2 separate regions of the Homo sapiens genome follow, and region 2 is linked to region 1. A link is a loop called in an ENCODE intact Hi-C map of the cell type or tissue named here. Cell type or tissue: heart left ventricle. All regions are shown on one strand. Each heading gives the region's core, and the rest is flanking DNA. Links, peaks and the distances in the headings are about the cores only. Region 1 holds the start of TMEM200B (transmembrane protein 200B). Region 2 has its middle 37 kb from the start of OPRD1.

Region 1 (4,378 bases), core at 306-4,305:
CCTTTCCCGCCTCCTCCGCCCGAGGCCTCCGTGGCCCGTGGCCCGGTCAGAGCAGCACCGCCCCTGCGCCTCGGGATCCGGGCCGCACAGCTTAAGCCCTCCCGATTGCTGGCCGCGCCCTGCCTGCGGCCTGTGGCCTGGATCCCGGGCCCAGCAGGAGTAGCCGAGCTGCGTGCGGTGTGGCCCCCACGAAAGGGAGGGCGAGGGAGAAGACGCGGCCCCCGCCCAGGCGCCCCAGGCCGCAGGAGAGGAGGCTCAGGGCCTAGCTGTCCAGGGTCGTCCTCACTGCTCGCGTCCGCTTCCTAAAGAACCACCGCGCTGGAGCCCGCAGCCGAAACCTCGGGGAGGCGGCCTTGCTCCCCGACCCACGCCCCATCTGCACCCCAAACCTCAAAGCAGGACACCCATCCCTGCCTCCGACTGGAGCGCTCAAGGCCCGGGCCTAGCAGGGAGCCGCCACTCTCCCGCGTCCAAAGCCTGGTTTCACAGATTGCAACTACGGCCCAGGGAGGCCGGGGAGACTGCCCGACCCCGCACTAGGCGGGGGCTCTGCCAGGTCCGACGCCGGGCTCCGGGGCCCCAGCCCTAGACCCCTCTCAGGACAGCCACGGGAGTATCCAGGAGGAAGCGAGGCCCATCCCCTCCTTGTCCCTGAGTTTGCAGCCCTTTCCCCAGCCCGCAACCGGAGGAGCGATCATCGCTTCAAGCCAGAACTGGCGCTCTCAGCCCCGGCTCCAGCAAGGTCACCCGGAGCCCCGCGCGTCGCTGCCGCGAGGGAAGCGAAAACAAGCAGAGTGGGGACATGGGGACACGCTCAGAGACCCCGAGCCGTGGAGGTAGTGGGCCGACGCTGGGGACACCAGGGAGGCGGAAACTTGGGGACACAGCGCACAGCCCGACAGAAGATGCTGGGGCCGAGTCCCCAGGACTCCAGGGTCCCGCCACCGCCCGCGTCCACACTCCCGCCTGGGGGAACGGGAGGGCCGCGCTCCCGCCCCCAGGGGCCCTGACCGAGGGAGGGAGGGAGGGAGGGAGGGACCAAACGAAAAGTTGGGAAAAGTGGAGTGCGGACCCCTGGACCCCAGCTCGGCTCACCTGGCGCCGCAGCGCCGCGCGGGTCCGGGTCCCAGTCCGCGCGCGGAGGCTCCAGAGCCGCCCGGGTCTCCACGGCCCGGCCCCAGCCCCGCCCCGGCCCCGCCTCCAGCCCCCGGGACCGTCCGACCCGCGCCGGGCCCGGCCCCACCGCCGCTGAAAGGCGGCAGCTCAGGTCAAAGGATCGCAGGTAGGCGCCCTGTGCGCGCCTGGTGACTCCGGGCACCCGTGGCCCGAGTTCTGCCATCCCCACTCTCCCACCCCCAGCTTACATCGGTCGCAAAGGCCCACAAAGGCGACCCCTTCCTACATGGGGAAACTGAGACCCGGGACCCAGGAGCCCCGACACCCGCACGTCCTTCCCCGCTTCCCAGAGCCCCTCATCCCAGGCGCCCGGGGAGCTTCCAGGAGGAGGCGGCCCGAGTCCCTGCTCTGCCCCGGTCCCGCAGCCCTTGCTGTCGCTGAACCTCGCGGACTTCATCTGTGCAATGGGCACCAAGGCTTCAGCCTCGCAAGATGCCGAGAGGCAAGAGCCAGACGCCAAGGGCCAGCCCGGGGCGACTCCGCAAAGCCCTCAGCGAAAGCAGCGCCCGGGGAGGGGCGGGCCTTGTAGCTGAAAGGACCGGACGGGGTGCGGATGTGCCGCCGGGTACTCCTAAGAACAGGCGCCCCTTCGCCAGTGGGGGAGCGGGCTTGTTCCCAATAACGGGGAGGGTGCTGAGAGCTGCGACCCCGCCGGCGAGCCCGAAGGGGGCGGCCCGGCCTTCGCGCCCTCCCGCCCCTGGAGGCAGGAATGCAGAGCGGGGGAGCCAGGGCGGCCGGCGGTCGGCCCAGTTTCCATGATGCGGGGGGCGGGTTCGGGGGAGGCGGCGACCGATTTCCAGGCTCAGCGGTCAGGCCGGGCCCCCCGGGAGGAATTTCCGGCCTAGGATTGATTAAGGCCCGCCCCTCCCCCCGGCCGTGGAGACCCCCGGCGCGCAGCCGGGGGGAGGGGCGCTAATGAGACCCGGCTGCGCGCCGCGGACAGGGAGGGGACCCGAGGAAGGGGCGGGCCAGGGGCCGGGGCCACCCCCCGACGCGGGGCGGAGCCGGGTCCCGGAGCCGCACGGCCAGGCCAGGCCTTGAACCTGAGCTCCCACCCTCTGGGTCGGCGGAGGAGAGTGGGGGTGCATCAGTGCCCCCCGGGACCCCCTCTTCCAGCTCTTAAAAGCCCCCTCGGGGGGTCGGTGAGGTAACGGGCGGACCAGAGGGACCACAGTGGGGAAGACCGAGCCTCGGCTCCCGGGCTTCATCCCTGCGAGGCCGTGTGCGAGATCGAAGCCAGGGCCTCCTTCTTGCCTCCCCAGTCCGACTGGAGGCTCCTGAGGTCTCGGTCCGCTCCACGGAGGCCTCCCTCCAGCATCTTTGCTTGGGACCCCCGCCCCCATCAATCCTCCGCTTCGTCCACTCCCCGCACACTGACCCCACCGCGGTCGCACCTCCGCCTCCCAGCTCTCCCTCCCACCCCTGGGCTCCCTCAATCCCACTCCATGCCTGCCTCTCCCAGCCCACTGCTCTTCCTCCAATAAGCCCGGCTTCTAGTCTGACTCCCTGGGCCCCTCGATCATCCCCTGCCTCCAGCTCTGTGAAGGGCCCTTTGTCCACCCAAGCACGGGGTCAGCCTTGGCCCCTTCCTCTCCCCCTCTCATCCCACTCACAGAGCCTTGGGGGCCCTGCTCTTTTCATCTGGGGCCAGCCACGTTCTCCCTTTCCCATGGCCACTGTCCTGCTCCGGCGTCCAGGCTCCTCCTGGAGCCCATGGTCTCCTGCCTCCCCGTGTCCTAGTGCGCTGCAGACAGGCAGCAAGGGTTTCCACTCTGAATCTGAGCCTGCCACTACCTGCTTAAAACCATCAGTGACTCCCCAAATCGAGTTGGAAATCTCTTCTTGTCTCCACGAACTGGCCCCGGGCCTCTTACACTCCCTCAGGGCTTGGTTGGTCCTTGCTTTCCGGCAGGAACACTTACCCCCTGGTCGTGCCCTTGCCACCTTCTACACATCCTTCAGACCCTGGGCCTTCCCCCAGCCCCCAGACCAGGTCAGTACCCGCTCTCCTGCTCTGTTGTACACCCTCACAACACCAGCAGCTTCCCTGTGCACCTGCAAACTGAACCCACTGGGAGTGGAGTCTGTTTCCTGTCTGTGTCCCCACTGGCCATGACTCTGAGGGGGCAGGACTAGGTCTGTCTTGCTCATCCCTGGAGCCCTGTGCCCAGCACAGTGTCTGCCCACAGCTGGCCATCCCCATTAGAGGAGGGTGTGCAGGCCTGTGTCTCCTTCAGCCCGAATACCTTCCTGATCTCCATGCCAGGTGCCCTGGCCCAGACAGCAGGAGAAAGAAAGGACTCCTCTCTGTCTCAGGCTCCTCATTTGTAAAAAGGGAGAAATAATACCTACCCCACAGTGTTGTTTTGAAGGTTAAATAACAGTTCACCTGTGGCCGGGTGCGGTGGCTCACACTTGTAATCCCAGCACTTTGAGAGGCTGAGGAGGGAGGATCACTGGAGCCTAGGCGTTCAAGACCAGCCTGGGCAACATAGCAAGACCCTGTCTCTACAAAAAAATTTAAAAATTAGCCAGGTACTGTGGCGCATGCCTATAGTCCCAGCTACTCGGGCGACTGAGGCAGGAGGATCTCTTGACCCCAGGAGTTTGAGGCTATAGTGAACCATGATTGCAAAGCCTGGGTGACAGAGTGAGATCCTGTTTCAAAATTTTTTTAAAGAAGCTGGGCCTGGTGGCTCATGCCTGTAATCCCAGCACTTTGGGAGGCCGAGATGGGAGGATGACTTGAGGTCAGGAGTTCGAGACCAGCCTGGCCAAATGGTAAAACCTCATCTCTACTAAAAATACAAAAATTAGCCGGGTGCGGTGGCTCACACCTGTAATCCCAATACTTTGGGAGGCTGAGGTGGGCGGATCATGAGGTCAGGAGATCGAGACCATCCTGGCTAACACGGTAAAACCCCGTCTCTACTAAAAAATACAAAAAATTAGCCGGGTACAGTGGTGGGCGCCTGTAGTCTCAGCTATTCGGGAGGCTGAGGCAGGAGAATGGCGTGAACCTGGGAGGCGGAGCTTGCAGTGAGCTGAGATCGTGCCACTGCACTCCAGCCTGGGCGACAGAGCGAGACTGTGTCTCAAAAAAAAAAAAAAAAAAAAAAAATTAGCTGGGCGCGGTGGTGGGTTCCTGTAATTCCAGCTACTCAGGAGGCTGAGGTGGGAGAATCACTTGAACCCAGGAGGT
Region 2 (4,378 bases), core at 140-4,139, 350 kb before region 1:
TTCCCCAGTCTGGAGTGCAGTGGCACAATCATTCCTCACTGCAGCCTCAACCTTCCGGCCTCAAGCAATCCTCCCGGGTATCTGGGACTGCAGGCATGTGCCTCCGTGCTTGGCTTATTTTATTTTTAAATAGGGATGAAGTCTTGCTGTGTTTGCCAGGCTAGTCTCAAACTATCCTCCTGCCTCAGCCTCCCAAAGCGCTAGGATTACAGGTGTGAGCCAAGGCGCCCAGCTGAAACTATCATTCTTTGACCCACTAACTTTGGGCAGCTATGGATTGTTATTGCATGCAACAAGTGTTCCTGTGCCATTTGCCAAATGTTGCTTCACGATTTCTAGTCCTTCTACATTTATTAATTAGCACTCTATTGTAAGGAGGTGTCCCTTCTCTGTATTTATTCAGTATATCAGTATGGATTCACTTTTGCTCAAATTGTCTCAGCTTTGGCCATTAGGAGCTCCTTAAAATTGGCTCCTTTGTTTTCTTGACATGCTGTCATTATTTTTGGTGGTCTGGCTTTGTGGCTTATGCCTGTAACCCCAGCACTTTGGGAAGTTGAGGTGGGAGGATTCCTTGAACCTGGGAATTTGATACCAGCCTGTGCAACATATTGAGACCTGGTCTCTACAGAAAATAAGCCAGGTGTGGTATGCTCCTGTAGTCCCATCTGCTGGGGAGGCTGAGGTGGGAGGATGACTTGATCAGGGGAGGTTGAGGTTGCAGTGAGCTGCCTAACAGCAAGGCCCTGTCTCAGAAAAATTTTCTGGTGTCTGCCCTTCTGGTACTGTAAGATGTTCCCTGGGAATCTTGTATTTTCCCTGCCCCAATTCCACTTTTTTCCAAGAAATTCTGCTTCCTTTTATTGGAGAATGTTTCAGAATTATCGAGGTGTTTTTTCGTTTTGTTTTGTTTTTTGCTTTTAAGATACAGCGTCTCTTGCCCAGGCTGGAGTGCAGTGGCGCAGTCTCGGCTCACTGCAATCTCTGCCGCCTGGATTCAAGTGATTCTCCTGCCTCAGCCTGCTGAGCAGCTGGGATTACAGGTGCCTGCCACCGTGCCCGGCTAATTTTTGTAGTTTTAGTAGAGACAGGGTTTCACCTTGTTGGCCACGCTGTTCTCAAACTCCTGACCTCGTGGTCCAGCTGCCTTGGCATCCCAAAGTGCTGGGATTACAGGCGTGAGCCACCGTGCCCGGCCCTATTGAACTTTTTTTAAAGGCAATTCTTCAAATTGCAATGGATTATTAAACTGGGACTTATTACCAGGGTAAGTGGAGAATTATTGAGACTAATCAAAACACTTAACCACTTTATTTTGTCCTCACCTTTTAAAAAGCTACATGTGAATGAATCCTCTGGAATTAGAGGGCTTCCACTTGACAGTACTTCAGCTAGGGTATGGCTCAGTGCTCATGGGTTTACATCCTTTCACGATGTCTCTGTTAAGCCTTGTAAATAGAGACCCCAAAACGTTAGAAGTCCTACCTAGAATGTTTGAAGTCCTGGTTCCCACACCTTGGAGCTTTCTCTACCAGTGAGAAAGTAAATGCTCTTGTAATAAAAGTTTTCGGCCGGGGGCAATGGCTCACGCCTGTAATCCCAACACTTTGGGAGGCCAAGGCAGGTGGATCACCTGAGGCCAAGAGTTCGAGACCAGCCTGGCCGATATGGTGAAACCCCGTCTCTACTAATGTCTACTAATAATACAAAAATTAGCCGGGTGTGGTGGTGCACGCCTGTAATCCCAGCTACTCGGGAGGCTGAAGCAGGAGAATTGCTTGAACCCAGGAGGAGGTGGAGGTTGCAGTGAGCCGAGATCATGCCATTGCAGTCCAGCCTGGGCGACAAGAGTGAAACTCCGTCTCAAAACATACTAAAAAAATTAAGTTTTCGTTTTTCATTATGGAGCTAACATTGCACTTGATGTTACCACTTATTTGACTTTTATTTGAAAGTTGACTTGTGGCCTGCGTGTCATGAATGTTTTGAAAATGAGAGTGGAAGTAAAGGTGTCCCTAGGATTCAGATCTGTAAGTCCACTTGCAATCAATTTTTTCTGCTTTAGGAAGCAATGCCACTTTGTCATGAGCATCGCTCATCGCTAGTGGTTTCTGGGCAGCTGGTGCACCTCCTTACTACTGAGAAGCCTTTGGAACTGTGATGTTTAATTACAGCTGCCGGGTTTGCACGTGGGAAGCTGACATGGTGTGGTGAAAGCCAGCGGTCTTCAGCTAGTGGAGGGAATTACAGAAGGTCCCACGCCCTTTAGGGCCCTTGGCTCCGGGTTTCCGGGACAGGCTCTGGAGCTCCGCCTGCGGGGGCCGGGCTTGGCGGCTGGACGGCGCGTGCGCCGTGCCTGCGGATGGAGGAGGGCCACCTTCTGCCCGGCTGTAGCCAGGTTCCCTCCATGCTTCCCCACCCCGTCGCAGCCTGGTTTTTGTACGCCTTCTCTCTGACGGCGGTTGTGCCACCTTGAGCTGCGGCTCAAGATGGTGTCCGCCCTTGCTTCTGCGCCTGTGCGGAAGCGCCCGGCCCTCACCTGCGCAGGTGAGCTGGGTCGTCTGAGAGGGAAATGGGGTTTCACACCACCCTGCTAACCAGGCAAAGATGACATTCGTGTCATGTGTAGCTTATTGCTTTCTTCGGCCTCTTCAATAATGCTCAGACATGAGGCTTGGTAAAGGTTGGAAAGCTGTTAGCCGACCTGCGGGCCGTGGGTTCATGTACTCGAAAAAGTTGAGGTGCCTCTGAAGGGCAGCTCCCCGAGGAAACTCCCAATTTTGCTGCCCTCTCCAGGTGTGCGTGTGAGTGTACTCATCTGTTGTTTCCATGTGTTAGTTAACCTGTATTTTGTGAGCTCCTGTCGCTACTATTGTTGGGCATTGGGGAAAAGAGAAATAAATGAAGATTCTTGTTTTCTCAGCATCCTGTTTAAGGAATATACCATCTTATATTTGGCGAGCTCCATAAGAGCAGAGCTACCCAGAAAACTGCCCCTATCTATATTGGCGTTTTTTCCCTAGCTTTTCTTTATCTCTGGAAACCACAGGAGCCCTTCGCCTCTTCATCGTCCTCCACAGCTCAGCTCTCTCTCATAGGCTGTCTGTGCCATCCTTCAAGAGGTCTGTGATACTGGGCAGGTCAGAGAATTGCTCTGTGCACGCATTTTCTCGTCCGAAAAAGGAAATTGCCTCTGAAGCCACTTGATGGTATGAGTTTTACAGGGATTTAAATTGACGTTACTGGTGCTTTTTTTTTTTTTTTAAATGGAATCTTACTCCATCTCCCAGGCTGGAGTGCTATCTCCCAGGCTGGAGTGCAGTGGCACGATCTTGGCTCACTGCAACCTCTGCCTCCAGGGTTGAAGCGATTCTCCTGCTTCAGCCTCCCAAGTAGCTGGGATTACGGGAGCCCGTCACCATGCCTGGCCAATTGTATTTTCAGTAGAGACGGGGTTTCACCTTGTTGGTAAGGCTGGTCTCTAACTCTTGACCTCAGGTGATCCGGCCACCTCCGCCTCCCAAAATGCTGGGATTACAGGCGTGAGCCACCGCGCCGGGCCCCAGTAGTGCTGTTCTAATTTAAAACAAACAAACAGCTAACACAGTTCAGACAGTTACACATGCAGAATAAAAAGTGTGTACAGGCCGGGCGCAGTCCATCCTGGCTAACACGGTGAAACCCTGTCTCTACTAAAAATACAAAAAATGAGCCGGGCGTGGTGACGCGTGCTTGTAATCCCAGCTACTCGGGAGGCTGAGGGAGGAGAATCACTTGAACCTGGGAGGCGGAGGTTGCAGTGAGCGGAGATCGCACCACTGCACTCCAGCCTGTGCGACAGAGTGAAATTCCGTCTCAAAAAAAAAAAAAAAAAAAAGGACCACTAACGTCAATTTAAATCCCTGTAAAACTCATACCATCAAGTGGCTTCAGAGGCAATTTCCTTTTTTGGATGAGAAAATGCGTGCACAGAGCAATTCTCTGACCTGCCCAATATCACGCAGCTCGTGAAGGATGCCGCAGACAGCCTATGAGAGCAAGATTCCGTCTCAAACAACAACAAAAATCTTGGTATAATATTTGGCTAGGCCGGGCGCAGTGGCTCATGCCTGTAATCCTAGCACTTTGGGAGGCCGAGGCGGGCGGATTATGAGGTCAGGAGATCGAGACCATCCTGGCTAACATGGTGAAACCCCGTCTCTACCAAAAATACAAAAAATTAGCCGGCGTTGTGGCGGGCGCCTGTAGTACCCGCTACTCGGGAGGCTGAGGCAGGAGAATGGAGTGAACCCGGGAGGCGGAGGTTGCAGTGAGTGGAGATCGCACCACTGCACTCCAGCCTGGGCGACAGATCAAGACTCCGTCTCAAAAATAAATA

Evidence for each region. Hi-C counts contacts between places; a loop is a spot of excess contacts. Peaks named below come from ENCODE experiments on the same cell type or tissue, not always from the same donor. Only the 100,000 strongest peaks of a DNase experiment are listed, where the experiment ranks them.
Region 2: a loop joins it to region 1, with 3 times the contacts of the local background. A loop is called at or near these places in 1 of 110 quality-filtered maps.

Annotation. Positions count from the first base shown.
Region 1 is chr1:29,122,761-29,127,138 of GRCh38, forward strand. TMEM200B (transmembrane protein 200B) reads right to left here and starts at 1,143. Exons shown (of 2, transcript NM_001003682.4): 1 at 1,096-1,143. RefSeq lists enhancers at 557-1,416, 1,417-2,276, 2,277-3,136. In heart left ventricle, for the core only: a CTCF peak has its summit at 1,873 (motif pointing right); DNase peaks (open chromatin) are centred at 689, 1,681, 1,921 and 2,111; H3K4me3 peaks cover 2,609 bases; H3K27ac peaks cover 2,589 bases; H3K27me3 peaks cover 1,374 bases.
Region 2 is chr1:28,772,998-28,777,375 of GRCh38, forward strand. No RefSeq gene overlaps it. Among named protein-coding and RNA genes, the nearest start is that of OPRD1, 37 kb to the right of the region's middle. RefSeq lists an enhancer at 2,160-2,454. In heart left ventricle, for the core only: no CTCF peak of the experiment used is centred there; a DNase peak (open chromatin) is centred at 2,324; H3K4me3 peaks cover 908 bases.